Linked DNA regions of Mus musculus: regions 1, 3 and 4 are each linked to region 2. A link is a loop called in an ENCODE intact Hi-C map of the cell type or tissue named here. Cell type or tissue: heart. All regions are shown on one strand. Links, peaks and the distances in the headings refer to the core of each region. The heading gives the core; the rest is flanking DNA. Region 1 holds the start of C130080G10Rik (RIKEN cDNA C130080G10 gene). Region 2 overlaps Aqr (aquarius). Region 3 overlaps Gm39909 (a long non-coding RNA gene). Region 4 has its middle 12 kb from the start of Gm46757.

Region 1 (8,044 bases), core at 1,971-6,970, 74 kb after region 2:
TAGGGTATTTTGTTTGCCTAGCATGTCAATGAAGTTGTATTATACTCAGGCCCAAACTGGTGATTGTGAAATATTATCCAGACTTTCCACGCACACATAAACATCTCTGGAAAGAAACAACACCTATTCATTCAAGGCCAACCTTAATTTTATTTTTTTAACTTTTTTGTTTTCCTTGTCACAGCATGGTGGAACACAGGAAGCAGAACCAATAAACCTTTCACCACCCTGAGTCTCTCAGGTTCCGTGTATATGTCCCATGAGAGAAAACAGGCAGATATAACGGTTAACTTTTTACATTTAGTCAGAATAAGGGTTAATTTACAAATAGATCAAAGCAAACGAACAAAAGACTACATAAACCATAGAACAATGGTTTAGAATGTAAGATTTAGGTCTTTGATTTGGATATATCTAGAAGGTATCTATTGTATGGTGTACAGCTTTCTGCCTCATAGGTTAGTCATGAGCACAGTTTACCTAAGATTCCCCTCTACCAAAGAACAGCAAAGGGTAGGTAGCCCTTTTGCTAATACCCATCAATGCTTTAAATGCAGAATACATTAAAAGGTTGGTTTAGTTTCATTTAGAAACAGGTTCTCCCTATGTAATCCAGATTAGGCTCAAACTCTTGATCCACCTGCCTTAGATTTCCAAGTGCTGGGATCACAGGCAAGCATTCTGTTCTCTAAGTTTCTTTCTTTCTTTCTTTCCTCCTCCCTCCCTCCCTCCCTCCCTCCCTCCCTCCCTCCCTCCCTCCCTCCCTCCCTCTCTCTCTCTCTCTCTCTCTCTCTTTCTTTCTTTCTTTTTCCCATCCTTCCTTCCTTCCTTCTTTCCTTCCTTCCTTCCTTGCTTTCTTGCTTTCTTTCTAATTCTTCTGGTTGAGACTTTTTAGTTTTCTGTCACAATCTGTTCTATCCCACCACAGTATCTTCCTCATGGTGCAATCCCACACTACCAACACTCATGAAGCTTAAGCAGAGAGAACCATAAGTTCAAGGTTACTCTTCCTTCTTGTGGGATTATTTTTGTTCTTCATTTTTTGTTGTAGTTTTATTGAAAATAGTCTGGTTTTTTTTTTCATACAATATATCCTGATTATGATCTCTTCTCTCTTTACTCCTCCCAGTTCTCCTATGCCTCCCACCCCATGCAAATTCACCACCTTTCTGTTTCTCTTCAGAAAACAGAAGGGCACTTGATGAATAATAATAAAATATAATAAGATAAAACAAAAACTAACACATCAGAATAGGGCAAACGAAACAAACAAAAGAGAGGGAGTCAAAGAAAAGGCAAAAGAAACAGATGTAGACACAGAGACCCAATTGCTGGCACAATCAGGAATCCCATGAAAACAAACCTAGAGCCATAACATATAAGTAAAAGTCCTGTGCCCTAACTATACACGTGCCTTTGATCTCAGCACCGGGGAGACAGAACCACGCAGATCTCAGTGTGTTGGGGCCAGTCTGTCGTACATAGTGAGCTTCAGGGTAGCAAGAACTACATGTCCTGAAACAAACAAACAAACAACATTAATAAAACATAATACATATGCAAAGAACGTATACAGCTCAAGAGAGAGAGAGAGAAAGAGAGAGAGAGAGAGAGAGAGAGAGAAAATAACAATAAATGTTGCTTAAATTCTTAACCCAGAGTTTACTGATCAAAAAATACTGATCACTAAATAGCTAGAAGATATATTTTCCCCTAAAAAATAGCAGCTTTGTGATCTTTCATAGGAAGACAAAGCCTTTGGAAATATACACGTATAGCTACGTTTTGTCTGTAATAATAGATCATTGTTTTCAGAGTGCCATTTTGAAAGCGTTCAACAGCTGAACTAAAACATATAAAGAAGATATGGATAGTATAATCCCAGGGCAGATGCTGCTCCTGCTGCAGCATTCTTTGGTTTCAGCTGTTAGCTAAAGATGATTTAGATGTTAATGGCAGGAGCAAGAAATGCTTTTAATGCAAATTCCTGGCACTGCGCATCTCTCTTTGAAGAACAAGTGGGCATTCTTGCAGAGGACCCTGCTAGGAGGCAGCTTGTCTTTCCTCCGTCCAGCAGCTGTAAGTAGATACAAAAGGCAAGGTCACCTGACTTTTTATGTCACACTTAGTTTATTCTAGGGACGTTACAAGACAGAGCTCTACAGTTCTCCCAGAAGTGTCATTTCCTTTGTACTTTTCAATGTTTCCTAATCCACTGCAATAAGCAAATATTTCTATAATGGGATGTAGGCTGGTTCAGATCTGCAGTTTTATACTTACCATATCAAAAGGAAAACTAAGTGTGCATGAAAATGTCACAGTAGAACCCATTGTTTTGTATAGTTGAATGTTAAAAGAGGAAAAGAAAAATATTATGGTATGTGGGCAGTGGGTCTTCTCATTAAGTAATCTGTTTTCACTGTGATAGAAGAAGGTTGAAGGTCTTTGTGACTCATCTCGGACTAGTGATGACTCATGACCTGAACAGCTTAGTTCCAAGTTCATGCATTCTCTCATCCTTATTTCTACCATCCAGTCCTTTTTTTTTTTTTTTTTTTTTTTTTGTCCCACAGAAAAGCTCTACAGTAGCTTCCAAAGGCATATGAAAATACATTAAAGTAAAAAGGGGAAGAGAAAGGAAAGTGAAGCTCAGAGATGGTTGTGTGCAATAGACCCCAACTGCTTTGGTTTGGGTTAACAGCTGGACCACATATGTTGTTTTCAAGAGCCACAGACTCAAAACAAGCTCCTTTGTTTGTTGAGTGCTATGATTCTTGGTATTAGAGTGAGATAGGAGACTAAGAGGTTTGTAGAGATCATATCCCTGAGGTGGCCATCCACAGCATCTTTTAACAGAGGGATTAGCCCATCTCTTACTCAGTATTTCAATAAACACTATCAAATCAAAAAGCAGGCCTATGTGCCATCAAGCTCAATTAGTGGGTAGGGTGCTTGTCACCAGATCTTATGACTTGACTTTGATCCCCACAATCTAGATGATGAAAGGAAGATTCTGACACCCATATATTGTCCCCAATGTCCACATTTATACCATACTTCATACATCCGCTCAATGACTAAATAGAGATTTTAATTAAAAAAATATTTTTTTTTTAAAAAAGAGAAGTTTTCTCTGGGGCATTATGAACTAACCAGTACCCCGGAGCTCTTGACTCTAGCTGCATATGTATCAAAAGATGGCCTAGTCGGCCATCAGTGGAAAGAGAGGCCCATTGGACTTGCAAACTTTATATGCCCCAGTACAGGGGAACGCCAGGACCAAAACGTGGGAGTGGGTGGGGGGGGGGGTGAGAGTATGGGGGACTTTTGGGATAGCATTGGAAATGTAAATGAGGAAAATACCTAATTAAAAAAAAAAGAGAAGTTTTCTTTTGAAAAAAAAGGAAGGAAGGAAGGAAGGAAGGAAGGAAGGAAGGAAGGAAGGAAAGAAGAAGGAAGGAGGAAGGACAAACCTGTGGAATGAGCCCTGTAGCTGGCATTCTGTTTAGCGTCTCTACAACTTAATCTGGTTGACTGTACATACACAGAAAATCTCAAATCAGATTTAGTCCTGAAGAAGTGCTCTATAAACATGTATGATTAACCTTCCTGATACCACTGCCTTGTGTTTGATGTGTGTCTGTTCTTTGACAGGGAACAGAGGAGTTTCACATCACCTAGGTGAATGGAAACGAAGTCCACAGCTCACCCACTATACATGACGTAACTGTTTCCGGTAGCAGAAACTCTGCGAAGCTTAGCTTGGGCATTGCCATGTTTGGGCTAACCAAGAAAAGTGGGCTTGCTCCAGGTAACACTTGAAAAACCAAAACCCCATAAATAGACTCACCGCTAATATGCGGAGCAAGCCAAATCTGAGCTAAGAGGGACGCGTTCCAAGAAGGATCCTAAAGAGTGAGCACTTGATGCCTGAAGGTCACACTCCTTTTAAGGACTTAAAAAGGCTCAACAGAAATCCTTCCTGGTTTCCCTGCCTTCTACCAGGGCAGAGGCCAGTGAAAAATGCATTCTTCGATTATTAAAGCTTAGTGACTCCATCAGCGCCTACCTCCCCTTCCTCCTCCTCCTCCTCCTCTTGTCTTCCTTTCTGAATCTTTTTAGATGGCGTGTTACAACTGGTCTTATCATGTCCGAAGGCAGATACTCCTTCTGGAATCTTGGAATCTGCCAAGAACAGATTCGATTTGGGGGTCAAAATACTCTCCCAACTAGGTTAATCTCTTTGGAGGTTGCACAAAAACAAGCCGTAAACCATAAATATTAGCCATTCCTGAGCACCGGGATGTGTGGGCGACTACATCTCTCTAGTCCCATCTCTTTCTTATTTAATGAAAATTGAAACTGAGCTCCAGCCAGAGGCCATGAAGATGAAAGTGTGTAAAGAGATAAAATAAAAATGTCTGAGAATGCTGCCGCCCCGCCCCCCTCCACCCCCACCACACCCTCCCTCCTCGAACCCCGCAGCCCTGCTTTGGTCTAGAGAGAGCCTCTCTCAGGCTCCTCACAGGCACATGGAATGCAGGAGGGACCGAGGGGTAGGGCAGCTTGTGGGGAGGAATTAAGTGTGGCTTGGTCTGTTTCTGGCTTCTCTGTAAATACCACGACACCTCCAAATGGAGGAACAGCTGAGATAAGTGACTGCTAATCCCCCAGTGCAGGGGAGGAGGCTGGGCCGTTCCCTTTCAGATCCCAGCAGATGGTGGGTGAAACAGGCTTCCCCCAGGCAAGGACACAGGGAACTGTCCCACCTTCTGTCCCTTTAGCTTGCTCTGCACGTCACCCTCACGGCCTATTGCGCCAGGAAGAACCTTGCTGGCTCTCCACAGCCCTGGGGACCCGCCTGGCTTTGCTATCCCACTGGGACACTCAAGGTCAGCCAAGCAGGACTCTGGCCAACAGTGGCCGTTTGGGCTACCATCCAGCAAAGCTCTGTGCCCTGGGGAAGCAGAGCCAGGCAATGTGGAAAGGAGAAACTCACCTGACCTACAGGGCGCACTAAGTTAAGTGCAGATTCAGTTCTCTTCAAGGGTGGAATCCCAGAACTTGAGCTTCTGTTAGGCAGCCCAGCGGCAGGCAGTTCTGAGAAGTCGGTTAGGAAGCAGGCTCAGTCAGGTGCCTCTCTACCATTTGTTCATCTTTGGGACTTCAGGTAGAATCCCAGATTCCTAGGACCAGGACTCTCTTCAGGGAGCAGCCACTCCAGGATCTGAAAGTCATTTTAATTACAATAAGCATGAACAAATAAAATTAAGGCTGACAGCATAACCGTGTGAATGTATTTAGCGCTTTTGAACTATGCACTTGATTATCTCAATTTCCAAATTAAATAAATCACTGAAGATTTGCATGAAATGAAAAACTGAAGATTTTTACCAACTTAATTAACTTATATTTTAAAATATATAAAATAGAACTTAGTGTCCTTAAACTGTGGAAATGAACAGCGATACAATAGTAAATACTCAATGCTTAGTGTCTTTAAAATGTGAACAATAGTAAATACTATTGTATCACCATTTATATAGTAAATACAGATATAAACATTGGTACAGTAGTAAATATTGCATACTACAAATCTTTAAGGACAAGACACAGAAACCACAGGAAATAAAAGGAAAAAAACCCCAAGCAAATATGATTATAAACTAAAAAGTATCTGCACAGCTAATGAAGCAATTCTCAGTAAAGGGATAACCTATAAAATGGGAGGAAATACTTGCAAACTCTCTCTCCCAAAGGACTAACATTCAAATATATGAGGTGCTAGAAAACTTAATGGCCAAGTTAAATAAAGCAAATAAATAAATAAATGAAACTATTTGAAATTTCGATAGATCTAAACAGACATTTCTCAGGAGAAATGTACGTAAACAGCTAATGGCCAGCAGGCATATGAACAATTAGGGAAACAGAGGCACTAACCAGGGAAATGCAAGTCAAAACCGCACTCATCATCCGATCATCCTCAGGTTGTGGTTATTATCACAAAGCCAAAAGATACTGAGGACAGGGGAGGCTGGCCCACTTTGGACGGAATGCAAATTAGTTCAGCCATTAAGGGAGTTTTGAAAACTTTAAATTATAGCTATCATATGATGTAGGACCCCCAACCACACACACACACACTCAGGGGATCTGTTTCCAATGACAATAATGTCTGTACATTAAGGAGATGTTTGCACTGCAGTGTTTATTACAGTAATACTCATATGATCTGGTAAATGCAAACAACCAGTTTGCATTTACAACACACACACACACACACACACACACAGAGAGAGAGAGAGAGAGAGAGAGAGAGATTCTGTCATTTACCATAACGTGGATGGAATCAGATCTAGATTATTAAGTTAAGGTGAAATAAACCAGACATAGAAAGACAAATTCCACATGTTCTAACTCGTGTGGACTCTGGAAAGGCTGATCTCATAGAAGCAGGTAGTTACTAGAGGCTGGAGAGACTCAGGACTCCTACAGTTAGACAACAATAAGTCCTTGTGTGTTGTTGCACAGTAGGGTAACTGTAGACGATGCATACTATATTTCAAAGTTAGAAGAAGAGCTTTGAATGCAGTTGTCATAAACCTTTGAGAAAAAGTATTCCTTTTTAGTATAAATATAACAACATGAAAATATATGTTGCTTTAAGTGTTAAAAGACTAGTTGAGGTCTGATAATAATTCTCGGCAGGTAAAAGTGAACTGTGCAAGACAGATGGCCTGAGATCAATCTCTAAGGTTCATGTGAAGGCCGAAGAGAAAACCAGATGAACCAAGTGGGTCTCTCAACTTTCTCCCATACTCTGACACCAACGCCTCCTCCCTCCAGAGACACTAATAACAATAAATATTTTTTAAAAAATTAAAATATACTCAATGGACCATAAAACATAGTTTTAAAAATGTCTCAAGGATGCGTATTACCTCCCAAAGGTGGTCTTCAGCGGACTTAGCTCTGCTTCATTAGGACTCACAGACTTGGAGTGGGTAAGCAAGCCCTCGGAACACTGCAGAGGGTCAGATCAATATCACCGGTCCCAGTTCCAGAGAACTTCGGCACACACACAGTGACAGGAATCTCTCATCAGCCTCTGTCAAACGCTTGCACGCAAGTTCAGGAACTTCAGATCCATTCTACTTTAGAAACAATTAGGCCACCTACAGTCTCAGCGCTCAGGAGGTAGAAATTGGGATGTCAGGAGTTCAAGGTCATCTTCTGTTACCCATTTTGTAGGGGGGCTTATCCTGGCCTATATGAATATATTTCAATGATGCCAAAAAAAAAAATAAATAAAACAAAAACTTAAATGATATTTCAAAAAAGGCTATCTGTGAAACTCCATTTAGATGCTTTCTGGCCCATTTCTAAATAACCCAGTGAAACCACCTCTCCCTTCCAAGGATGTTCCACGTCTCTGACTTCCACAATTACCACTGAGGATAAATCCTGTTGTGTGCTAGTTACCACTGAACTCTGCTTCATAATCAATAGAACATTGTTGAATGGAGGAATGAATGGTAGTGACCCAATTTTTCCAAACAGAAAGCTAATCCCACCTCTAAAAGTATCGAATGGTGACAGAGCAGGTTCAGTCTGTCTTGCGTCTGACTTACATTGCTTGTCTCTTTGTGGGCCAGTCCTCAGTAACTCAATAGAACTGAGTTACTATGCCACTTTTCAGGGGGGTGAAAATGGGGTCTTGATGAGTTAACTGGCCTGCCCGAGACCAAACGTGCGGAACGTAGTTAAGTGTTAGAGGTAGGATTTGAAGCCTGTCGATCATTCTGATTCTCCTTTTCTCTACGTCTGCTTCCTGTCAATGGGCATCCTCACTGTCAAATGCAGATGGTACAGCAGGGCTTGGTCTCAGCCAGGCAGGCCTCTCCCCAGTCTCCATGGCTCAGCTGTCCAGCAGTTTCATCCCTAGACCATCCCAAACATGGTTGAGAAGCTCTGAGGGGAGGACCCAGCACTGCCCGGCCCCTGAAGTATCTAATCAGCAGTCCTGCTCAGCATATCAATC
Region 2 (8,044 bases), core at 1,367-6,366:
TTTTAGGACAGTGCACTCAGGCTGTATGGGATGACACTGATAGATAACCTAAGCGATGGTAGAAACTTGATGACTATGAGTTATATGCCAGCCATATTTTCAGTTATTTAATAAGAATTAAAATAAGAACGGTGATGAACATCCAATTTTGGATCTGTAACATGACTTGAAAGTCTTACTCAGTAATTAATTCATGATACAGGCTTCTAATTTTAATATAAGAATTTCTTCCTTTTAATTACTGCTATGAAATATTGACTATTAAAAACTATAGGAAACATAATTATGTTCTAATACAAAATATATTATTGGTCATCTCTTTTATTTTTAATGTTATTTTTAAATCTCCTCTCCTTTAAAAAAGTTAAGAATTTGCCAACGAAAGATCAAAAACAATGTAATTCTACTAAGTAAAAATGTCTTTATATTTTACTAGGTCTTCGAAAGCACGATGTATGCTTTTTAATTACTGTGCGTCCAACAAAACCTTACGGCACTAAGTTTGACAGGAGGAGACCTTTTATTGAGCAAGTTGGTCTGGTGTACGTCAGAGGCTGTGAAATCCAGGGCATGCTGGATGACAAAGGGCGAGTCATCGAAGACGGTACGGTAACCCACCCGTGTGTGAGAATGACACGTTTTTGTGCTGGCGTACTTGGTAAAACTGAGTTGTTTTATGTAGTAAACACAGACAGTCATATGTAAGGTACCTACTTTACAACTGTAGACTAGCTGATATCTACGATGATAGGGCTCTGGCCGGACATGTGCAGTGTACCTACACCTTAGGTTTGACTCCCCAGCACTGAAAAAGAAAAGGAAGACAAAAAACTGTTAAATGTATTGAATTTTCCAAAACAAGATTTTTAATATTTCTAAGCATGCCAGGCATGGTAGCAAACACACATATAATCCTTCTGGCCTCTATATACACACATACACATATATACATACTCCTAACATGCCCATATACACACACATATACAACATACAAACAAATGAATAGCTTTAAAAGCTGTTTTGTGGGGTCAGTTTACTCTTCTTGGTATTACTGGGATATCTGCAATTGTTGGTCCGTCTTGACTCTTTTACAGAGCACACACTATTACGTTGGCACTCCTGATGGCTCATGCTTCTTGCACAGTTTGGTGACTGGATTTCCCTTAAAACTTGAATTCACTTCACTTGTAATTTTGAGCTCAGGCTATTGTTAGACTGCTGATGCTTAATTCAGCTATTCAATTGTAGTGTTTAAGGAAACAGAAGGAAGTGAAGGCTAGGGGGGATAAGCATTGTGCCACAAAATGAGACCCAAGTTAGACCACAGCGAAGGGAGGGAGGGAGGCAGGCAGGCAGGCAGGCAGACAGACAGACAGACAGACAGACAGATAGACAGATAGCTGAGGCCGCTGAGCTTCCCAGTGTTCCTCCTCTCACATTTCCTGTATGTGAAATCCTTTCCAGCTGCTGATGTTAGGTAGAAACTGGAATGTTGAGAAAAGTAATAAACCCACTGTCAAATTAAGAAATAGAAAGGCTACTTCTTAATTCCTAAAATAAGATACACATCTGCTGGCACAACTCATGTGTGCTTAGTCTAAAAAACACTTAATGTGTGCTCACACGTGAGTCACTAATAGGGACTGGGAGAGAGGGCGTTTGACCACCAAGCATGCCTGCCATAGGAGCATCTGCATTGGTTACAGTGTGTGCAATTTTATCAGCATAGGACAGAGTTGTAAGAAATGATAAGCCAGGCAGTGTTGGTGTACGCCTTTAATCTCAGTATTTGGGAGGCAGAGGCAGGTGGATTTCTAAGTTCGAGGCCAGCCTGGTCTACAGAGTGAGTTCCAGGACAGCCAGGGCTATACAAAAAAACAAAAGAAAGAAAAGAAAAAAGAAAAGAAGAGAAAAAAAGAATTTAGGAAAGCAGGAATATACTTTTAACTTTGAATCTGAAGTGTCTAAGTATGGGACAGTTCAGTCACGGGGTATTGGAGGTGAGTGGAGTTCATTGACTTGCCATTTCTATGAAGGAAAGACTTTTAACTTGCTTTTATAGTTAGTTAAAAAAAAGAAAATACATGTTTCACTTAACAAATTCTTTAAAAATATTTAGGACCTGAACCCAGACCCAATCTTAGAGGAGAGTCAAGGACATTTCGAGTATTTTTGGATCCAAACCAGTATCAACAGGATATGACCAATACGATACAAAACGGAGCCGAAGATGTGTATGACACTTTCAATGTCATAATGAGGAGGAAACCGAAGGAGAATAACTTCAAGGTAATGTTCAGTTCTGCAGCTAAAACTCCTTATACCCTAGAAATGAAATCCAAAAGAGGACCACATACGTGCTGGGGAGAGGGGTTGCAGTGAATATTAACTTCAGTCTTAAATTCGTAGCATACTGATTACATATGACACTTCATCCCCATCCCTGCCGCAGAGCCAGCCACCCCAACTGTAGCACCTGCAGCTCCAGTGAACTTGGCAGCCGTGCCAATGTCCCTTGAAATGATGCTGTTTTGGAAGCTGTGACTAGGGATAAGTGAGGTCAGAGGCCACCGGGCCAAGCTGCTGAGGCCCTCATCTGTTGGCATCTGTGGTCTCTTCAGCTCCACTGCAGACAGCGGGTGGCTCAGCAGCTGAGAGGTGCTCCTGATCTGGGAGCAGGTAGAGATGAACTTGGAGCAGACATCCATTTTAAGGGGTGAGAGGCCAAGGCAGGAGAGCTGCTCCCAGGGGAGAAAGGACAGAGAGGCCACCCTGTTCTTTAGATAAGACTTTACACTGTCCCTCTAAATGATTTTCCTCAGGTATATTTATGGTTTGTTCCTCCACTTGACACAAGCAACTCAGTTTAGGTGTCACTTAAGAGAGCTCTGTTTCCAGGTTGTACAGGAGCTAGGCTGGTCTCACATTTACTTTTCAATAAATGACTCTCAGGCACATAACTGAAGTCTACAGAGTATTCCTCTCTTTGCCATTCTAATGACTGTCTCTGTTGTGAGTGATGTTGTGCTTAGTTACCTGGGACTTGTAGAGGTGAATAAGACGCAGTTGATACCTTAACTGTTAATCAAGAAAGAAATATAAATAGTTATCATCAAAGGTTAGCAAGTGCCAAACATGACTTTTTAAGGGAATTCAAGGAGGCGTTCAGGTCCTGGTGCAGCGAGCAGGAGCTGCCCGTGCTGTGTGTTTGCTGTTTCTGGCACACCTTGGTAGAATCCTCACTTGGTCCCATGCTGCAGTTGTATTTCCAGTTAGTGCAGCGGTTCTAGCCTGGATCTTCCAGTTCTTGCCTGGACCGTTGGGATGGCTACCTTTCTCTACTGTCTTCATAGTCCTGTTGATAGATATTTTCTAATTCTCTTGAATACTGATGCTTTTATTCTGCTACTTAGAACATTTCCGAAACTACCCATTAATGATTAAATAAATCAGAAATTCTTTGTTGCATTAAAGTAAAATGCCACCTTCCTCCTTGAAGCTTTTCCTCATATGAAGTCCATCCCCCACCACTCACATCTCCTGTGGTGGAGTCCTCTGAATTGTGTAAAATTCTTTACTAATCATCACATTCTGCTGCCTCTTGGCATGGTCTGTGCCTTCCTTCACCTCTACGTGGTTTATATAAGATTCCATCCATCCAGAGCTCTCCTCTTCCTCATCCGTGTTCTGTGGATGTGCTTGTCCGTCTGTCCATCACTCACCTATCCCTTACTTCTACTGTGCTAGGATACTGAGTTTTAAAAACATCGATTTGGTTGCTGGGTTCTTTGAGATTAGGCCTTTGAGATTCTCCTAGTTTACATGTTAGGATTTGTTACTTTATCAGAATGGTTTTTGAATATTCTAAAAAAAAATGTTCTCGGCTCTGTTAATTCCTTTTGGCAGAAATGTGCTAACTCCTGTAGAATCCTTTTATTGTAGTACCAGTTCTTCTCTATATTGTTTGACACTCTTATCAATGTGTTTGCTTGTTTATTTCTTTCTATCCATGCTGACTTTTATAAATTTATAAATTGTACTGCATTTCACCAAACAGCTATAGCTATACACTACGTATGCAGAGAGAAAAACTCGAGTTTATAAGGAAGCATTTGTATTTCAGGGCCTGTTTTGTAACTTTCTTTATCTTGTTTTTTGGTATTGGGTTGACATGGATCTTATTTTTATCCTGTTCAATAGGAGTCAAGCGGCAAGCTTATTTATGTCATTCTATCTAAACGAATTCTTCGTGGATAAACTGTGCTTACTAACTTAGTTCTTTTGTTTGACTCAGTCTATGGTATCAACTGAAAATATAGCTGTTGGTTCAGTCTTGCCAAGCACCTGTCAGCAGAAAGTAGCTTCTTGCCTTGAAACACATGGGCATTCCGGATTGGTGCCGTCAGCTCTGCATTCCAGGGAAGTGCCGGTGTCCGAGATGTCTACTGACGCGATACTCTTCTGTCTCTTTACTGCCAGGCTGTGTTGGAGACGATTCGGAATCTGATGAATACTGACTGCGTGGTACCGGACTGGCTGCATGACATCATTTTGGGCTATGGGGACCCAAGTAGTGCCCATTATTCAAAAATGCCCAATCAGATTGCCACCCTGGATTTCAATGACACTTTTCTCTCCATTGAACATTTAAAGGCCAGCTTTCCTGGTCATAATGTCAAAGTGACTGTGAGTGACCCAGCACTCCAAATCCCCCCTTTCAGGTAAAATCAGAATGGATCTGCTCTTAGGCTTAGTCTGTCTGTAGTAGAATCAGCACTGGTGACTAAGTGAGTTTTAAGCATTGTGTCTGGACTTCATTTTGGCAGTCCTTAGCTTTGCTGTAATAATCACTGGGATAAGACTATTATATTTGAATCTATTCCTGACTCTTATTGCAGAAGCTATTTTTAAGACTACATTAAAAGTAGCTTCATGTCTCAAAAGAGATCAGTAAGTGTCTGTGATTTGGAAAGAACTGTATAAATATAGTAGCTGACTAAGGAAATATGCCTGTACCTCTCACACGTAGTCTAGTGTGTTCCCTAACTACCACCATACAGGCATGTGAGGTTGAACTTCATTTTGATTTTAAGAAGCTAAAAGTTTTCTTTCAACTCTGCCTGCCTCATACAGGTTTTAAATACAGGTTGAGTGCCCTTTATTTAAAATGTTTGTTACCAGAGATATTGTAAGTTTGGAGTTTTTTTCAGATTTTGAAGTATTTCCACAGATATCACCAGTTGGATATTCCTAATCTGAAAGTCCGAAAGCCAAAATGTTCCAAAATTCAAAATGTTTTGAAAATTGAGTATCGCAAATGTTTAAGATTGTAGAGTATTTTCAATTTCACGTTTCAAATTGTGGATATGCAGTATGAATTCAAAACAGTTATGTTAATGTCAAGTGGCTTTAGCTCTTAAGTAGGAATAAAGTGAGGTGCATGGAGCCATTGGCTGCTTCCGGAGTTTGTTCATAAGCATCAGAAGCTGTATGCCAAGATGGCCTTGGGAGAGTTCAGATCTTACTTCTTTAGCTGGAAGCCAGAGCATGCACCTTCCACAGGACCTATTAAATACATGCAGTGACTCAGTATGCTTCCAACATAGTTTTCAGAATAGCCACACCTCGTCTTCCTCCTTTCATCTCTAAATTCTGTTTATTACAAAAGCACTCTTGTCTCCTGGGTTTTCTCTATCTGTATTCTCATAACTCTTCAGTAGCATAGACTGTTAAAAACAGTCTTTGTCCCTCCTAACTTCTGCTTCTCTAGGCCCTTAGATTTCTTTTGTTTGTTTGTTTGGTTGGTTTGGTTTTTTATTTAATCATTTATTTATTTTACACTCCAGATTTTATCCCCTCCCCCATCCACCCTCCAACTGTTCTACATCCCACACCTCCTCCCCACCCCCACCCCCACCCCTGTCTCCACAAGAATGTCCAACCCCCACCCAACCAGACCTCTAAACTCCCTGGGGCCTCCAGTCTTTCAAGGGTTAGGTGTATCATCTCTGATTGAACACAGACCCAGCAGTCCTCTGCTGCATGCGTGTTGGGGGCCTCATATCAGCTGGTGTATGCTGCCTGGTTGGTGGTCCAGTGTTTGAGAGATCTCAGGGGTCCAGGTTAATTGAGACTGCTGGTCCTCCTACAGGGTCCCCCTCCTCCTCAGCTTCTTCCAGCTTTTCCCTAATTCAATCACAGGGGTCAACAGCTTCTGTCCATTAGTTGGGTGCAAATATCTGCATTTGACTCTTTTCAGCTACTTATTGAGTCTTTCGTCAGAGTGTGGTCATGCTAAGTCCCTTTTTGTGAGCACTCCATAGCGTCGGTAGTACTGTCAGGCCTTGGGACCTCCCCTTGAGCTGGATCCCACTTTTGGGCCTGTCGCTGGACCTTTTTAGGTTTCTATGGTGGTATATTTTTTGAACTCTCAGATGCTTTTGCTAGATAGAGCCATTTACTCCCTAGCTTGAGAAGTGCATGCTTCTGCCTACAAGTAAGGGAACTTACTCGCCACTTTAGTTCTAGGCAGCTTTTGGCTCTGTCTATACTTTAAGAATGGGAAAGAAGATTGGGAAAAGTACACAGAATGAGAGTTAACTTTTTTTGGCTTAATTTTAGGAAATTTATTGAAAACATTAGCTTCTAACCCCAGACTAAGAACCTCTTGCCTGAATTGCCACACCCGACTTCAGAGTGTCTGTCTCTCCTTTTCTCAGTTGTCCTCTGTGTCTGGCTTGGCTGTTTGTATGTGGACTCTGCTGTTCCTTATTTCTTTGGGGAAGGCTTTTCTCTCTGGCTGTGTTCTTTGAAACCTGTCTCTTTAAGTCTTCTTACTAAATGAGCATGAATAAAGCACTTTACATTGCATATGACAGATACTTAATGTTTCTTTGATTTATCCATTAGTTGGATGACGTTTTCCCCCAGAGGGAAGACTTAACACCCATTTTAGTAATTGTAAATGTACTTTTATTTCAAAGTTTATATAGAGATAAATCACAAATATTTCTCATTCATCTGTTCGCCACACAACTTCATACACGAGATAGTAGTTCTTTCTTTTTTATTGAAAGCTAAATTTTTCTTGCAATTTGCTCTGCTCACATTCTCCCTTCCCTCATCTTCTATAGAGCCTCCCTACCCTTCCAGCTCTATGCCTCCTCTCTCCCTCTAACCCTCCCTTGAAAAAAACAAATGAAGAAAAAAGGAAAAAGCATGAAATACATGCACACACATATGTGCGTGCACATCTCATAAAATCACAAAATCAGAACCATATGTAAAAGCAAAAGACCAATAAGTTTAAAAAAAAAAAAGCCCAAAATAAAGCATTATGAGAAAAGAAATCCCCAGAATTATCATTGAATTTGTTTTGTAGAGACTATCCACTGCTGGGTGAGTCAGGTTTCCACCTATACCCAGTGGGACTCAGTTGGAGAAAACTGATTTTTCCTTTTGAAGTGGTTGACAATTGGGAGATAACTTGTAGGTTAGGGACGGGACCTCATGTCCATTCCCCTTCCCTGCTCCAGTACCCGATGTGGTCTGGTCCATTTCTTATTTTAAATATAAATGGGGGTTTTGCTTTTGTAGAATAACGTTCCCAGTAAGAAGTGGAAAGGGGAAGAAAAGAAAAGATGCAGACGGGGAAGAAGATGACACAGAAGAAGCAAAGACCTTAATTGTGGAGCCTCATGTTATTCCTAATAGAGGCCCTTATCCTTACAACCAGCCCAAACGGTAATGTGACTGCCTACAAACTTGGTTTTAAATTCTCTTAGTCTTTTAAAGCCTTGGGATGGCCTTTTTCCCTTTGGTTTATCAATTATCTGAATAGTTGGGAAACTTTAGGTTGCTCTCTAGCTGCATTCCAAAGGGAAATGTTTCCTGGCACTGAAAAGTCCACATTGCACAGCTACTGGCATGGCGCTCCTGGGTAACCGTGGCCTTTGTAAGAGTGTGTGGGACTACAGGGGCAGTGCATTTGGGACTAGAACTTCTGCTGGCCGCATAGGCCTAAAATATAGGCTAAGTGTATTGG
Region 3 (8,044 bases), core at 1,083-6,082, 160 kb after region 2:
TTATTCCTACCCAACCTTGGTATCGGTGATCTTATACAAGTTATCTAACCTCACCAGTTCTCCATTTCTCCAAGAAACTCAGGAATGATCACAACTAGTCACTCAACTACACAAAGTAGAATCGGGTGAAGGAAAGAGAGAGGGAGACCATGAATAAAATTATTTGTCTATGTGCAAAGTGCACAGAGCTACAGACCACAATAAAGCCTTCCAGTCACATTTGGCTATGCATGTTGAAACTCCCTGTCTCTATCCTTTAGACTGAGTGCGGTCAGTAGCTCAAGCTGGGACCACCTTGCCTGGGACACTGGAAACCACAGAGACAGTGCTTATACAGCGAGAAACAGCACAGCAGAATAGAAAGCAACGCCCTAGTCCCAGCTCATCGGGCTAGTACTTACTTTTGACAGGATGAGTCCCCGGTCGTCAATCATGGGCCTGCACCTGTGCCTCGGGCCTCTTGTTCTGTTCAAACTGCTTAGAGACATCTCTCTTCTCAGAATCCCACAGCTATCATCTCCACATGAAAATTAACACTCCATCACTTTATTGATTCACATTCAGTTAAGGAATAAACATGTTGCAATTTGGAGTTGAAGTTATTTGCTTATTCTTTTCTTACCTCGGGCAAGATTGAGGACTTCTCCTGAGCCCACTGGCAAACTGCAAACCAGGTTTCATCCATCCCTCCTCTTACTGACTGACATATGGGGGTGGGGGGGATAAAGGACATGTTGATGTAAAAATCTCACCTGTTTCCAATAGCTGATTGGTGTTTACAGTGAGAGCCAGCCAGCATGTTCCATCCCCAGCAGAGACTACCAATGCTAGAACCTGTTCTCCAAAACTTTAACTTCTAGATGTTTTTTTTTAAAAGAAATGGATTAATTTCTCTTTAGCCACTGCAGTAAATTTCACTGAGTTCAGCATTCTGCGTTTGCGTGAGTGTGTGTGTGTGTTATTTTTTGAAGCATTTCAATCTCACTGTCTAACAAGATGACCAGAAATAATAAGCGCTTGACATTTCCCTCCTCCTCGGCAGCAGAATCTAATTATCTCCTGAACTGACTCTGCTCATCAGGAGGGTTCCATAGAATCTAGAAGCAGGGGCATTTTAGCCTTTACTGAGTAGCAGAGCTGAGGAATTTAGATGTATGACATTCAAAGAGCAGAGGTGTCAAACATGGGTCAATTTTCACACAGGGCATTTCTATTGGTGAAAAGTCTAGCAAGTTACTAATTACTTAGCATATTTATTTATAGGAAGTTAACTCTTTCAAAGCTTCATAGAATGTCTTTTCAGAAGCTGTGCGAGATGCAAACTTGTTGCGGAAGGAACGGCTGCTCAAAGCTGGAAGTGTTTATGCACATTTGTGGACACCTCTCCTTGCCAGTCCCCCAAATGGAGATCATCAAAACATGCTCTTCATGTGTCTGCCTTCTACTAAGGAGCTGTTTAAAGAAATTGTTGGAATCAAGCAACCAAGCACTTGACTTGCTAGCAGGTCTTTGTGTGTACAGGTGGGATGGTGATCTTTAGCCATCTCTCTACCAATTGCCTTTTGGGGATGCTTTATCTCTCTCAATCCATCTTTCTTCCTAGATCCCTCCATCTATGGTCCTCTCCAAATACTCACAGTCCCCTTGGGGAACTAAGGCTAAAGGCTTTCTGAGATGAGAGTGACTAGTAGGGTATTGCTGTTTAATAGAAAACCCTTTCCTGTAGCTTACTCATTAAAAGATAAATATTAAAAAGGCAAAAACTTAAAGAAACTCTGACTACAAGATAGGATTTGATGAGGACTTGGCAGGAAGGCTTGGTAAGGGAAGGTGGATATAATTGCCTTGGAAGGAGGGCATCTTCCAGCGCTCATTGTGGTCATCTCAATGAAAGGGGATTTGTTGGGTCTTGTTTTTAAATGGATTTATTTGTATGTGTATATGTGTGCAGGTATTTAGAGGTCATAGGATGACTTTTGAGATTCACTGTTTCTACCATGTGAATCCCAGGGAAGGAACTCAGGTTATCATCCTAGGCAAGCAAGTACCCACTGGGTCACTTTGCCAACCCTAATCTCAATCCGTTTTTGCTGTTGCTGTTGCTGTTGGTGGTGGTGGTGGTGGTTTTAGACATGATCTTCCTCTGTAACTCCACATGACCTGTAGTTTATGATATAGCACAGGCTAGTCTTGAATTCATGATGACCCTGCTTCAGCCTCTGGGGAACAATGCTAGAATGACAGGTGTGAAGCTTCATGCCCGGTCCATTTTAGTGTTCCTAAAAACGAGTTTGGGCCAGAGATACCATTTGGTAGAGAAAGTGCTTGCTGTGCAAACAAGAGGCCATGAGTTCATATTGAGAGCACCCACATAAAAACTGAATGGCAGTGTGTGACTGTCACTGCAGTGTTGGGAAACAGAAACAGACATATGCCAGGCGCTTCCTGGCCAGTCAGTCTAGTTGAAATGGACAGATTCAGATTAAACAAGAGCCATGTCTCAAAAAAAAAAAAAAAAAAAAAAAGGTGGGTAGTAATAGAAGAAGACACCCAATATCAACCTTTGGCCCTCACATGTACATACATGGGCACACATCTGGATACCTACATAGCCATAAATGAACGTACACACACACCTACATGCGCACACACCTACATGCACAGCTAGATTAATTTAGTTCTTTCCAAAAATTGTTCTTTTTTTATGTTTTAAAGATTTTATGCTTTTTTATTAGATATTTTTAAATTTACATTTCAAATGTTATCCCCATTCCTAGTTTCCCCTCCAAAAATCCCCTATCCTCTCCCTCTCCCTCTCCCTGCTCCTCAACCCACCCACTCCTGCTTTCTGGCCCAGGCATTCCCCTATACTGTGAAGGCATAGAACCTTCATAGGATCAAGGGCCTCTCCTCCCATTGATGACCGCCATAAACTGTTCTTACACTTAAAAATGTTTTAAAAAACATATTTGTTGATAAATATTGTTCATACCCTTTACATACTCTTAGAAACTTGCTAAAAAAAAAAAGAAAAAGTTGTCCAAAATTGACAGATCTGCTCTCTCCATCCATTTTGCTATATTTTCAACTCTTTCCTGCCCTGTTCTTCAGAAAACCCATCTAGTCCCAGTTACCACAATGCTTTCTCTCCAGAACCACCATCAGTGGGTAGACACCACCATTACATGGGAGATAAGTTTGAGTCCATTTCCACATTGTTCTACACGTGAAATCTGTCCATGTACTCTGGACTACAGATTCTGCCTGGAAAGTAGATGGCTTTTTGTTCTGAAAGATGAGGGACAGCACGGTAACCAGGCAGGGCTAACGGGCAGGAAACACCATGTTCTTTCCAGTCTCTGAGCGCTCCTGGCAGCTGGACAGGGGCAGAGATGGCTGGAGGCAGAGAGGTCACGTCTGAGTCCCAGCTCTGAGCTCTTGAACCATAGCAACAGTTCAGTTGTGAGGAAACACTGTCAGTTCACACGAATGTCCTCCATCACCCAGTTACAAAGAACACAGTCTTCAGAAATGACCTAACTTCATACATTCAGTCGAAGCAGGGGTCAGGGCAGATACTGAGCAGCCAGGCTTAAGCTGCAAATTAACACATGCTGCAGATGCGTTTGTTGCATTGTTACTCTTCAGAGTAACAATCCAATCCTCAAGCTCTCACTTGAAACACTTGCCACCTTCCCTGTTGTCTATCTGTTGTTTAGTCTCTTACAGATGTCCTTCCTTAAATGAGTTCAGAAAACTACCATGGGCTATTTGTGCTGCACTGACTCTGACAGTCTAAGCTGTTTGTGTTTCTCTAATATCACTGAAACAGCAGCATGTTACAAACCTTGGTTGTGGCTAGACTCTGTCTTGACTGCAAATCACTTTTATGGAGTCCCATCTAGTAACTGTTCAGGGGATGAGGACTCTGGCTTGGCGTCTCTCTTAGGTGATTTTTAGAAAACCTCCTGACCTTTTCCTGACTTAGTTGCCTTAATTATGAGATGAGGGAGTTACTTATCTCTTCTCTCTAGTAGGGAGAGAAGAAAGTGGGGTGTGCTGAGGACTTTACTTCATTGAGGTCTTCTGAAGGATGACCCAGGTTTCCATGGGAACAATTACTTCCCTATTCTCATTCCTCTGGTCCATGGATATAATCCCATCTATGCAGGCTTTTCTGAGGCGAAAGGGATCAGTCAGCCAGGCATTGGGTATGGCATAAAAGTGCTCTTGTATTATGATGCTAAATAGACTCTTTTCATGCGTTTCTTCATCATAGACCATCCAGTGTCTGGTAGAGAGGACTTGTTCAATAAATGCTGCATGTATGATTGACAGACTAATTAAGCAAAGCATATCTTTTCCTGGATTTAACATCTAGAACCCACTGTACTCTGCTGTACCTGATACGTGTTTGTCTGATCATGTACTGCCACATCCAACCATACTTTATATAGTATTTGGAGTTAGCTGGCTCCTGTGCTGCCATTGTATTGTTCCTAAGGTGTGAGGGTTTTACTTGGGTAGACCCACTGAACATCATACACGAATATCAAAAAGTACTGTGAAAGGCAATGATGCTTTGAGTCATGGATTGGGGAGCACAGGACATCCAGAATGATGCTAGCAGGGCATGACCAATCCTGATGAATAAATGGATCCATTCTTCCAGTTTGAACATGATACACTAAAGTTTGACACAGCCTTTTTCCACCGCAGGGAAACATTCTACAGCCATATTCTTGATTATTTATTCAGGAAACCTAGATCTTCATTTTCATTTGCTTCTAAGTCCCCCAGACTGCACAGTGAAGAAGTGTATCTGATAACCAGCTTCAGGTTTCCATAGCATCTGCAGGGAGCAGAGGCTGCATTTCCAGGGGCCATTCTTAGACTTAACCCGCGTGAACCAGAGCTATGCTAAAGCTCCCATCACTTCTCATACTCATATTGTCATGAGGATGTAACTGGACTGTATTGAAGAAATCCTTCTACATGGAGACCATGGGTTTGTGTGGGAGTTGCTACATAGCCGTGGTTCATCCTGTTTTTGTTTGTAACAAAAAACTTACTTACAGGGAAATTAGTACTAAACAGAGTAATTATCCTGGTTGTTAGCAAATTCCCCAGCCTTGATATCTGTTACTGTGAATAACAACTAACCATGGAAAGGGTGACTGAATGGAACAGAGGACGTTTCAAGTTGAGGGACCTTTATTAAGAAATGAAAAGGAAAAGAAATCTAATCAAAACTAGGACAGAAGGTGATGGGAGATTAGGGCTGGATTTATACTAGTTACCAGAACCTGAACATGATGGTTTCTGAGAAAACTAAGAATTTGAGTTTTAATCACTGGACTATTAGTGCAATGTCAGTTTTTTTCAAAACCTATTTTTAATGATTTTTAACACTTTAACCTCCTTTCTAGCCCACTACCCACCAGAGGTAGTGCGAGAGAAAGGATACGGGGGAAGTAGAACTGTTTAGAAGGTTCTTTAGAGTAACTCCTGTCTGTTTTGTCTAAAATTCAACAATTCAGTTCAGAGGTCAACAATGACAGCTTGACCCATTCACAAACACTTCACAGATACATCAGCAGTCTAGTTTAGTATCGTAGAGTCAGGATAGATAACACAAATCAATAGCAGTGGCACTACCTAGCAGAGAAAGTCAGGCTTCAGTCATGACACGAGTCAATAAGAGGAACCAGGAAGAATGCCAGGAGTCCTCAGCTGTACCTATCTCAGGGAAGCAAAGATTTGAAACCCACAACTGTTACACAGCTAGCTCTATAAGTAAGCTGAGCTCAGCCTCTGTCACTGTGCAACGAATCCTATTTATACCCTCCAAACATCACATGGCCTCCACATGGTCTTGCCTGAGCACAGGTCTTGCCTTAGCACAGGTCTTGCCTCAGCATGTGCTCTGTCTCATCTGACATCACTCTGCCAATCAGCTCGAGTCATGGAAGTGGCAAGAAACTGTAGCTTACTACCAAAGGTTTTTTTTTTTTTTTTTTTGGTATGTTTCTCTCTATAGAATCTCAACAAATGTAGCTCAGCTACACAATGTAAGGCGAACCAATACATGTGTGTTGTTAACAAAAAAAAAAATCCCTCATCACGTGTCTTTTCACGTGCTTCCTTTAGCAGAACATCCTTTCACCTGTGCCCAATGTTAAACGTTCCTTCACATGTTTGTCCCAACAAAACCATCTAACTGACTTTCCAAAGAATCCTCAAGTTTCCACTTTACTAGTGGGGTAGATATTTCATAAGTCTTTTAGTAAGCTACATAAAGTGTCGGCATCTGTCCAGCAAGGTGAGCATAGTTCACCTGCTTCTGAGTTGTGAAGGATATACAGTTGGCAAATACTTCCCAGGAATCATAAAGATCCAATCATTGAAATAATACTGCAGTTTCCAAAGCTCCTCCCATCCTCCACTGTTCCATCTGCCATATGTGCTTGGGGCACTGCATGGCTCAGCGTTCAGAACACTCCAGTCATCTGAGGACAAAGTGACCTTCCCCTAGGATGAAAGCCTTGTACAGTGACCTAATGAGGATATTGCCTTAAGACCTGAGGACCAGGAACCAGTTGTCTACTGAGAGCTGGTGTTTTCATGACATATGTGGACCATTTTGGTTTTTTCTATTCCTATTCATGCCTTTGTATGTAGTGGTCCATCAAGAGTGGAATTAAATAAGTTTTTATGTGTGACCACACAACAAAAAGGTGATTTTGTAGACTGCACCTAAAAGAAAGGGTTTTTTTTTTTTTTGTTTGTTTGTTTGGTTGGTTGGGTTTTTTTTAGAATTGTTAAGCATCATATGCTGAAATTGCATTCTCCCTTTCTTTCCTTTGAGCTTATAAATATGTTCCTGAGGGAGGACCAGTGTCTAACACCCTACCTCCTTTTCTTTCATTCCTTCAAGTACCACTTGCTGGCTATTGTCATCTTAAGTCTAGGTGTTTTGAAGAGCCTCCACATTTACCTCTATGCTTCTAGTCCCCCTTTCCTTCGAGGCTATTCAGCCTGATGCTTCCATTGTCAACCCTGTCCTCATCGCATGCTGGCATTGCATTTAGCACATGTCCCCCACTGAGGACCTGTGGATGATCTTCATCCAGCTCCACTCAAGCCCAGACTCCACAGGTGAATATGTGAAGCTCTTCCCATCAAAGTTCCAACTTCCTTTTCTGGGTTCTTTCTCATGTCTAGCCCATTTATACTGGACACTGTGTAAACCAGAGGTGCAAATTTCCAAATTCAACTTCTGGTCTCCTGTCCGTATTCACCTCACTCCTTTCCTACCTCCATAGTTGAGTTTATGAGTCTCTTTTCTAGAAAGGTCACCCTCATCTAAATTGCTGTGTGTGCAAACACTTCATTTGTGGCTTTAAGTTAAAGCCTTCATAAATTTTCTATATTCATTAGTGAAAAATTAAATGTAAAGAAAATGTACTTTATATAGAACTATCTCCTAAAGATAACTGTACTTGAGTATACCATATCATTAAGGGCACTTGTAGACTATTTAGAGATTTGCAGGCATACATTTCATATGTACTGTGTATATTAACTGACTGTGCTTGGTATTGCCTTGGATAAAAGTAATGCAGCTTATACTGAAGTATGAACTTCCCCAAATCACAGTCCATTTTATCCACATAGCACCAAATTCAGAGCTGAGCATAGTTATGTCAACATTTATTGAAAACAGGGCTGGGAATATAGCCCCAGTGGTAGAGCATTTGCCACACACAAAGTCTTAGATTCATATTCTGAGCAATGCAAAAAGAAAATGAATGTGGATTGAAAACAAAACGAAAGAGTCCACATTGCTGAACACCTGAGAATTTTCAATAAACATCCCAAGGAAATTAAGGCAATGTTATGCAAAATTATTTATTTATGCAATGAAGTACTTCTTTCTTTTTTTTAAGTTGTTATTAAGGTTTGAACCCTGTAAGGTCATGGAGAGCTAAAGTTATGCCAAGCAGCAGTCGTCTGAGGTGATGTCCAGGTACCGATTAGAATC
Region 4 (8,044 bases), core at 1,099-6,098, 58 kb after region 2:
GCACAAACTGACTCTGAACTCAAAGAGTTCATCTTAGAATCTTCTGAGGCTGTATAAAAATGTCAATGCTCAGAAATGCAGATTTAATTGAACAGAGGTGGATTTTAAATTTTGTTAAATTAAAAAAAAATCTTCCCAGGCATTTTTGGCATTTCCAACCAAAATTCCAAATATTTGGCATTTGGGTTGGAAATCTGTGAAGGTTGGCCAATTCCATGTTTTATAAAGGTTATATATGTAGCACTGTGTGTGTGTGTGTGTGTGTGTGTGTGTGTGTGTGTGTATGTGTATGTCTGAGTGCAATGCTCGTGTGTGTGTGTGTGTGTGTGTGTGTGTGTGTGTGTGTGTGTGTGTGTGTAAGGATGGTGTGCATGTGTGTGAAGGCCAAAGGTTGCCATTGAGTCTCCTCCACTGTGACTTTCCACTTTATATGTTTTGAGGCAGGATGTCTTAGTGAACCCAGAGCTCATTAATTGCATAAAATGTCTGGTCAGTGAACCTCAGGGAATTTCTATTTCAGAGTGAATTTTTACTGAATGGTCTCACATAAAGTAGGATATCTTGTTATTTTTTATTTGTTTGCTTGTTGGCTTCATGCCTGTGGAATTGTTAATATCAAGAGGGAATGACTATGTCTATATGATTTGATATTTCAGCAACAGTAAGGAGCTAATGTAGAAATGGTCTTCATTCTGTGTCTTTATGCCCACAGACCTGTCAGCTCCAGGTCTGTCTTGTTGAAGTTTGGTCTTTTGCTATGTATTATAATGCTAACAAATGCCTTTTGCAATGGGTACCCAGGCATTATCGTTGACAGTGGCTGCCTCAGGGGTGAGAGAATTCTCACAGACACCAAGTGACACTATGTGGCCTTGCTCCTTAATTTAAAACCATTGGTTGAATAAAGATGCTGACAGCCTATAGCTGGGTCGAAGAGAGATAGCGGGGTTTCAGCTCCAGGACTTGAGGTCTGAGGAGGATGACGAGTGGGAAGAGAGGAGGTGGAGAGAGGAGAAGATGCAATGTGTAAGTGATCATAAGAATTGGCCATGTGTACTAGTCAGTCAGAGTGGCCCAGATGAACATGCCAAGTCATAGCTTGGGGTTATTGATAGAGAAGTAGATACTAATAACATAGAGGGTAGTTATCTGCCCAGCTCCAGTGATGATTAAGGCTTATAATAATAATGATGGTTTTGTGTCTTTTATCTAGGAATGGAATGATCAAAGGTAAGATAGAAATCCCCAATTGAGATTAAATCATTACTACAACACTTTTCCATCACTGTGCTTTAAGGAAGGCAGTGATAGTCCACACTCTACTCATATCATCAATGGAGTAAACAGGTCTGCATCAGGAGAAGGGAAAGAAAACCAACAGAGGGCAGTGGACAAGGCGAAAGCATCCACAGCAAAGAATAATCTCATGGCGTCAGGGGATCTGTCCAAAGGGAGGATGAGAGACACCCCTGTGTCAGCACTCCCACACTCCCGTACAGAGTTCACTTTCTCTTTGTTGTCACAAACGCCCTTTGCAATGGGTACCCAGGCGTTATCGTTGACAGTGGTCCATGAGGAAGCCATGAGAGCTTATGGAACTTCCTATAGCTGTGTCTGAACAGTTTCGCTCTCTGCATTAAAATGTTATTAAGTTTTTTTCCATGAATTATTTCACCAACTCTTACGAGTGTTTCAGGTGAGTGTTTGGCAGCACTGTCCCCTATTGAGCAAGAAACTGCTTTCAGGAGGCAACATACCCTACCTGAAACCACAGGCCTGAGAAGTGAACACGATATTGGAAGTGTAACAGGATCATCTCTGGGCTCTTGATACTGTTCTTTTTGCATGCTGAACAGGGCTGAGCTTGTCTCTAGAAGACAAAGCTGCTGGCTTTTCTGCTGGCACCCTGAAAAAAAAGAAAAGGTTGCAGCACAAGGGATGGAGTAGCATCAGTCAGGGAAGGATTTAGGGAGGAACAGGAAAGACCAGCCTCTAGAGGAGTCAGGCTGGGATTCATGTGTGTTATCTTTCTGAGGTGACTTATGCAGGTTCCACACCTGGCTAGGAGCGGGCGGGGGGGGGGGTGAGAAAAGTCACAACTGCTATGCTTAAAGCCTTGAGGATGGAAGAAGCTATTATGTGCATGAGAACACAAATAGGAAAATGACACCATATAAATAGAGTCAATTAAAGATGCATATATGCGAAGGGAACTGTGTAAACTGGATTGAGGACCCAGGAGCAGTCAACCTAGGAAGTGGACATGATCAGGGAATAGAGGGGCCTGTGGGAAAAAGGATGTGAGCATGAGAAATGTTTTTGGTGGCCCTGGGTGAGGATCACGGGGTGGAAGTTTACCTTGCTAGAATGGATACGGTCCTGTATTTTAACCAAGTTATGGCAATGAAGTCCGGTAAAAGGCTGGCTAGCTTAATCAGAATTTTCAGAGTTGTTAAGTGGAGATATCAAGACTTACACAACATCTTAGCAAATTGATAATTTGTACAGTGTTGGCAACCATGGCCTCCAGCCAGAATCTAATCTGATGATTACACTCAGAGTGTCATCCTTGGATCAGCACTGTACACACACACGCACACACACACACACACACACAGCTAGAAACCTGATGAAAAGGTAAACTCCACATTATTGTCCCCTACCTGCCTCTGTAATTAGGATCCCAAAATAATTGTACATATACTTAAGTTATCTGTGAACTGGTGTAGAGTGCATCTCATGGAGAGTGCACAGAAGTTATTCAAAAGAGCTGGACATTTGCACATCTGTTTACAACACTATCCTGCTAAAGTACTTGGCTTCATGGGTGCTGGAAGTAAAGCATGAAATGGTAAAATATACAGGCTAGCATCCTGCAGTTCTAATAGGAGTACTTTAACCTCTCTCTCTCTCTCTCTCTCTCTCTCTCTCTCTCTCTCTCTCTCTCTCTGTGGTTTTTTTAGTTTTTAGTCAACTTACTTTCATGGCTTCAGTCCTATGATGAAAGACAAAATCCTTCCTTACAAAGGTCAGAGAACAGGGACTCAGATGAAGAGCCGTTTGGGAAATGGGAAAGGAACCTGTTGCAGAGAAGGCAACCAAGAGCTGCTGGGGTCAAGACTTGAGCACTGGTTGTTCAACACTGTAAGCTGGTGATGGCAAGATAATGGTCACAGAGAAAATACTCATATCACTGAGACAATAAAACCCACAAACAAGTTGTCCTCAGACAACTCAGTCAGCAGCTGAGGCCAAGGACTGAAGAAGGCTGATGGTGGGTTCTGCCAGTCATGTGGATATTGTGTTTGTTATTGTGGTTGTTATATTTGTACCCAAGCCAGCCTACCCCGAGTCTCAGATTTACTGTTATTTTTCTTTTCTTTGTATGGCCATTTGTAAGTATGTGTGTGTTCATTCATAGATGTGGGTACATGCATGTGTAGGGGCATATGTATGTGTTCAATCATAGGTATGTATATATGGACATGTGTGCACATGGATGTGTGTGGGCAGGTGTATGTATATGTGTTCATTCATAAGTGTGTATATACAAACATATGTATACATGCATGTATATAGGCATGTGTATATGTGCTCATTCAATGGTATGTGTACCTGAACTTGTGTGCACATGCATGTGGAGGTCGGCAGCTGACAGTGGATCTCTTCACCAGTCTCTCTACACCATATTTTTTTTTTAGAAAAATTAATCTTAGTTTACGTGTATGGTCGTGTTGTTTCTGTGTGTGTCAGATCATTGTGTATGTGCACTACTCATGGAGACTAGGAGAGCATGTTAGATCCCCTGGAGCTGGAATTATAGATACTTGTGAATAGCCATGAAGGCACTGGGAATTGAACCTGAGTCCTTTGGAAGATCCACACCAGTGCTTTTCACAGCTGAGCCACCTCTTGAGCCCCTCTACCACACTTCTAGAGGCAAGATCTCTTACAGAACCCAGAGTTCCCCAATTTGGCCAAGCTGGCTGACCAGCAAGCTCCATGGATCTTCTTGTCTGTCTCTTCCCACCTCTGGGATTACAAAGGTGTGATGACTCCACAGGCTCTGGCTATAATTTTAATAATATTATTATTTCTACTTTTAAAATACATTTTCAAGGAGCTAAGAACATACCTCACTGGTGGAGAACACTTGTTCTTCCAAAAAGACCAGAGTTCAGTTCCCAGCACCAATGTTGGGGAGCTTACAATAGCCTCCACTGCCATCTTGTGGCTTCAGCAGGCACCGAGGCACACGCGCGCACACACACACACACACACACACACACACACACACACACACACACACGCACACACACACACATTACCAATTGGAGCCAGCTGAGGTCAGGGACCTTCAGGTCTGAAAGCACAGCTCTGTGAGCTGAATTAAGACAAAGCATTAGAAACAGTTGCCAATACCTGCCAAACAATCCATGCCAACAGAAAGGATGAAGTGACTTTGATCAAAATACTCTTTTTTTAGATTGCCAAACTCCATAACACCTAATTTAGATAACCAAGGGTATCCTTATCTCAGGCCTTCTCATTGCAAGGAGGACTTCTTACCTCCTGGTGCATTATGCAGTGTTGAAACTGTATCATATCACACGTGGACGCAGCCAGATATCCAGAAGCACTTCTAATTATAAACCTGGTGTTTCTTTCCTGGCATTGTGTCATCTGGGTTTTTTTTTTCTTCATATTTTTGAAATTGGAGACATCAGCTTTGAGAATTTGCTGACACTGTAGTGAAAAGACCTTTGGTTGCTTTATATTTCTGTTCCATTCTATTCCCTAAAATGAATGTCTCAAAAACTCATCCTGCAGGTTTTATGCACATCCTAGTTTCTGCTGGAGAAAACTCATAAATTATCAAAGGATATGAGTATGCCCTTAAGTGTTGAGGCAGGGCAGAGTGACAGGCACCCTACTCTCTGATGCCCTTGTGGTTTCCCTCGCTTTTATTATTGTTGTTGTTTGTCTTGTTTTCCTTTGCTTTTATACTAGAGTTAAAATGTTTCCCGTTGTACTATCACAGTGTGACACACAGTCACCTAAAGCCTGTAGCAGAAGCTGTGCCATCTCTCTTTTCCCCTGGTATCCTCATACCAACAATTGTACTTCTTAGTGTGGCTGAACAGAAATTGGAGATTCCTCGTCACAGAACAGTAATGATTCTCTTGGTTCAGTCCATTGGCTGACTATCAAGACTGCCAATGCTGTAAATTCAAAGTCAGAAACACCAAGGGCAACATAACTCTTAATATTTTTCTCATCCAAACACTCATATTAACTAAAATGTAGGTTAGTTACATTTCCTTTCAAAAGTAATAAAATAGAGAAAAACCAATGTCTTCAAGGGACTGGTGGTTAAGATCACTGGCTGCTCTTCCAGAGGACCTTAATTCTATTCCCAGCACCCATGTGCTTGATCGAAAACTCATGTAAATCTAGTCCTAGGCATGTGTATAGTGCACAGACATACATGCAGACAAAACATCCATATGCATAAAATATTAAAAGAAAAACATTTTTAAAAGAAAGTATAAGCACAAAACATGTGTCACCATCACTTGACAGCCTCACGTAGCTCTGGGCTCCTATATGCAGAGGAAAAGTAATTACTGTTTGTTAACTTGGAAGATGGCAGCTGGAGGTAACAGTGATTAATACGGATGATGGCCCAGGAAGGAGTCAGACCAGTCTAGTGCTAGGAAGATGTTTTGACAGGGAAGGAATACAGTCACTAAAAGGAAATGAGATGTATGACTTGACAGTGGAAATTAGAGATAATGTTTGAGGCAGAGTTCTGGCTGTAGAGTGCAGAAGAGGCGAAGGAGAACCTTTGATAAAACCTTTGGCCACTTTACGGGGTCCATATTAACAGCCCAGTCATTTGAGTTGGAATTTTCCCATCTTTACTGAAACCAAGTAGCTTTCCGTGTGTTTCTTGGCTGTGTAGACCAATCTCCAAGAGAGTAACGTCTATTTGGGAGTCAACAGATTGTAGGATGGCAAGCCACGGGACAAAGGAACAAACAGGCATCAATGGCCTCTGCTATGTCCGGAGAATAAAGGAAATCTGGGGGATTTAATTAGCACAGAGACATCTATGCAGGTTATTTTGAAAGCAGGTTCCCTGGCACTTGGGGCAACCGTGGGAGATTGGCAAAGTGGTTGGCAAGTGTTGGCGATCACTGTGAAAGCTAATCTTAAGTTGTAGTTGGCAGTACTATCTCTGTTTGTTAAGTAAAAATAGGGTCTTTTTCCCACCGCCTCCTGAAGCAGGGATCCAGGGACTTCCTCAGTGTTCCTCACCCATACAGAAATGGCTCCCCTTTGAAAGCTGTGTGGGCAGACTCTGGTGTTGTGCCTCTTTGAATCCTTTTGCTTGAATTCTTACAGGCTAGTCTGTTTTGCTCATGGATTGATAGGACGTCCCTGTCCACCTATATGTGAGTCCTTTCCTGGATAGTACTACAAACTGTCTTCCCCCATAATGTCACTCACCTTCCAGTCTCCTGGTAGATTCTTGAAGCCAAAGCTTGAAGCCAAATATCTCATTGTGCAGTTTATCATTTTTCATTTGGGCCTGGGAAGAATTCTCTGCTAAAGAAATCTGTGCATAAGCAATATATTGTTCTGTGTTACATTCTAGAAACTTAACTTTGCAACTTGGTCATTATCTGCATTCACTTAGAATTGATTTATGTAGATAATATTGGCTAGAGTTGATATAATTTCCATTTTCCCCAAACTATTTGTCCTGTAGACTCAGAACCATTTATTTAAAAGGCCATTATTTCTTAAGTGTTGTTTGAGGAATCAAGCGTTTCAGATCAAATATATATATATATGGTGTTGTCTATGTTCTCCATTTGTATAATATGGCACCAATATATTTCCTTCTTTTTATAGCTGAATAACAAATCCTAATATCCCGTCATTCAACTGCATTATTATTTAAAAGTTATCTGTGTTTTCCTTGCTCCTTTGTGATTCTATGAAGCTTTAAAATCAGCACACACACACAGAGTAACTTGATAACTTGACACCAGGGCTCCCGTCCTCTGGCTTCTTTATGCTTTTAGCTGCAGTAGGTGTGTGCCTTTCCTTTCCTCTGAGCTTCTTCACTGTGACTAAATGATTTGTACAGCTGGTGAGCCAAACAACCATAAACTGAAAAGAAGCATCAGAAACCACCATTCCAAAGAAACTCTTCCTCTTTTTAAGCTGTTATCTTCAGCTATGGCTACAGAACCCTAACATGATGACACCCTCCTTTTATACTTCATTCTTTCCGTTAGTTGTCCCTTGACACTTTAGGTGTATCTCTACTAAGCACTTTAGAATTAAGTTGTGTTTAGTATGACAGTGTTTCTCTTTTAATTGGACTATTACTCCACTTACAATAATGTAGCTTTTGTTGCACATTTTGAATATCCCTAACCCTAAACCTTCAACAATGCGCCTCGATCAGCTACAGTTGAGTGCTGAGGCACAAATGAATTAACTGATGCAGAGCACACAAGTATTCTAACCCTACCCCTAAATCCAAGATCTCAGCATTGGGCAAAGAACCGTGGAGGCACTCATCCTTATCTTAAACTTTGTTCATACTTTTCTAGAGTATAGATGACAGGCTTATCTATTTACTTATTTATATTGATTGATCAATTGGCTGATGGGTTGACAGGGTATTCTCATGTTATCCAAGCTGGCTTTGAATTTGCATCCTTCTGCCTTCGCCTCTGGAGTCACTGGGATTGTGGATGTGGGCTACCATCCTTACCTTTGATTCAGTAGTCTCATTACCATTTTTTCCCTCTTCTGTTGACTTGTTCCAAGTGACAAACAATCTGGTTTGTGGTAGACTAACACATGCTCTTCTTTGATACTACTGGGGCAGTGCTCCTGCATGTAAACTCATTAACTCACTTTCCCACCCAGCCAAGGCTCCCTACTACTTGTTCCTACCCTCACTGTGGCTTAGTTTTTGCTCCCTTTCTGCTTGACCCTGACATGTTCTTTCCTTTGGCTC

The links. Hi-C counts contacts between places; a loop is a spot of excess contacts. Peaks named below come from ENCODE experiments on the same cell type or tissue, not always from the same donor. Only the 100,000 strongest peaks of a DNase experiment are listed, where the experiment ranks them.
Region 1: a loop joins it to region 2, with 9 times the contacts of the local background. A loop is called at or near these places in 7 of 42 quality-filtered maps.
Region 3: a loop joins it to region 2, with 4 times the contacts of the local background. A loop is called at or near these places in 10 of 42 quality-filtered maps.
Region 4: it touches region 2 in a loop (2.5-fold over the local background); 2 of 42 quality-filtered maps call a loop at or near these places.

The regions. Positions count from the first base shown.
Region 1 is chr2:114,054,267-114,062,310 of GRCm38, reverse strand. C130080G10Rik (RIKEN cDNA C130080G10 gene) reads right to left here and starts at 7,915. Exons shown (of 3, transcript NR_028422.1): 1 at 6,945-7,915; 2 at 5,000-5,227; 3 at 806-1,515. It overlaps Gm46757 (a long non-coding RNA gene), which reads left to right and starts at 2,016. Exons shown (of 2, transcript XR_001783436.2): 1 at 2,016-2,079; 2 at 3,655-4,058. In heart, for the core only: no CTCF peak of the experiment used is centred there; a DNase peak (open chromatin) is centred at 4,900; H3K4me3 peaks cover 2,883 bases; H3K27ac peaks cover 3,543 bases.
Region 2 is chr2:114,127,212-114,135,255 of GRCm38, reverse strand. Aqr (aquarius) reads left to right here. Exons shown (of 35, transcript NM_009702.3): 18 at 437-604; 19 at 2,120-2,289; 20 at 4,480-4,721; 21 at 7,597-7,743. Among named protein-coding and RNA genes, the nearest start is that of Mir7002, 19 kb to the left of the region's middle. In heart, for the core only: no CTCF peak of the experiment used is centred there; a DNase peak (open chromatin) is centred at 4,425; H3K27ac peaks cover 952 bases.
Region 3 is chr2:113,969,496-113,977,539 of GRCm38, reverse strand. All of the region lies in intron 3 of Gm39909 (a long non-coding RNA gene), which reads right to left. Among named protein-coding and RNA genes, the nearest start is that of Gm39909, 35 kb to the right of the region's middle. In heart, for the core only: no CTCF peak of the experiment used is centred there; a DNase peak (open chromatin) is centred at 3,389.
Region 4 is chr2:114,068,614-114,076,657 of GRCm38, reverse strand. No RefSeq gene overlaps it. Among named protein-coding and RNA genes, the nearest start is that of Gm46757, 12 kb to the right of the region's middle. In heart, for the core only: no CTCF peak of the experiment used is centred there; no DNase peak of the experiment used is centred there.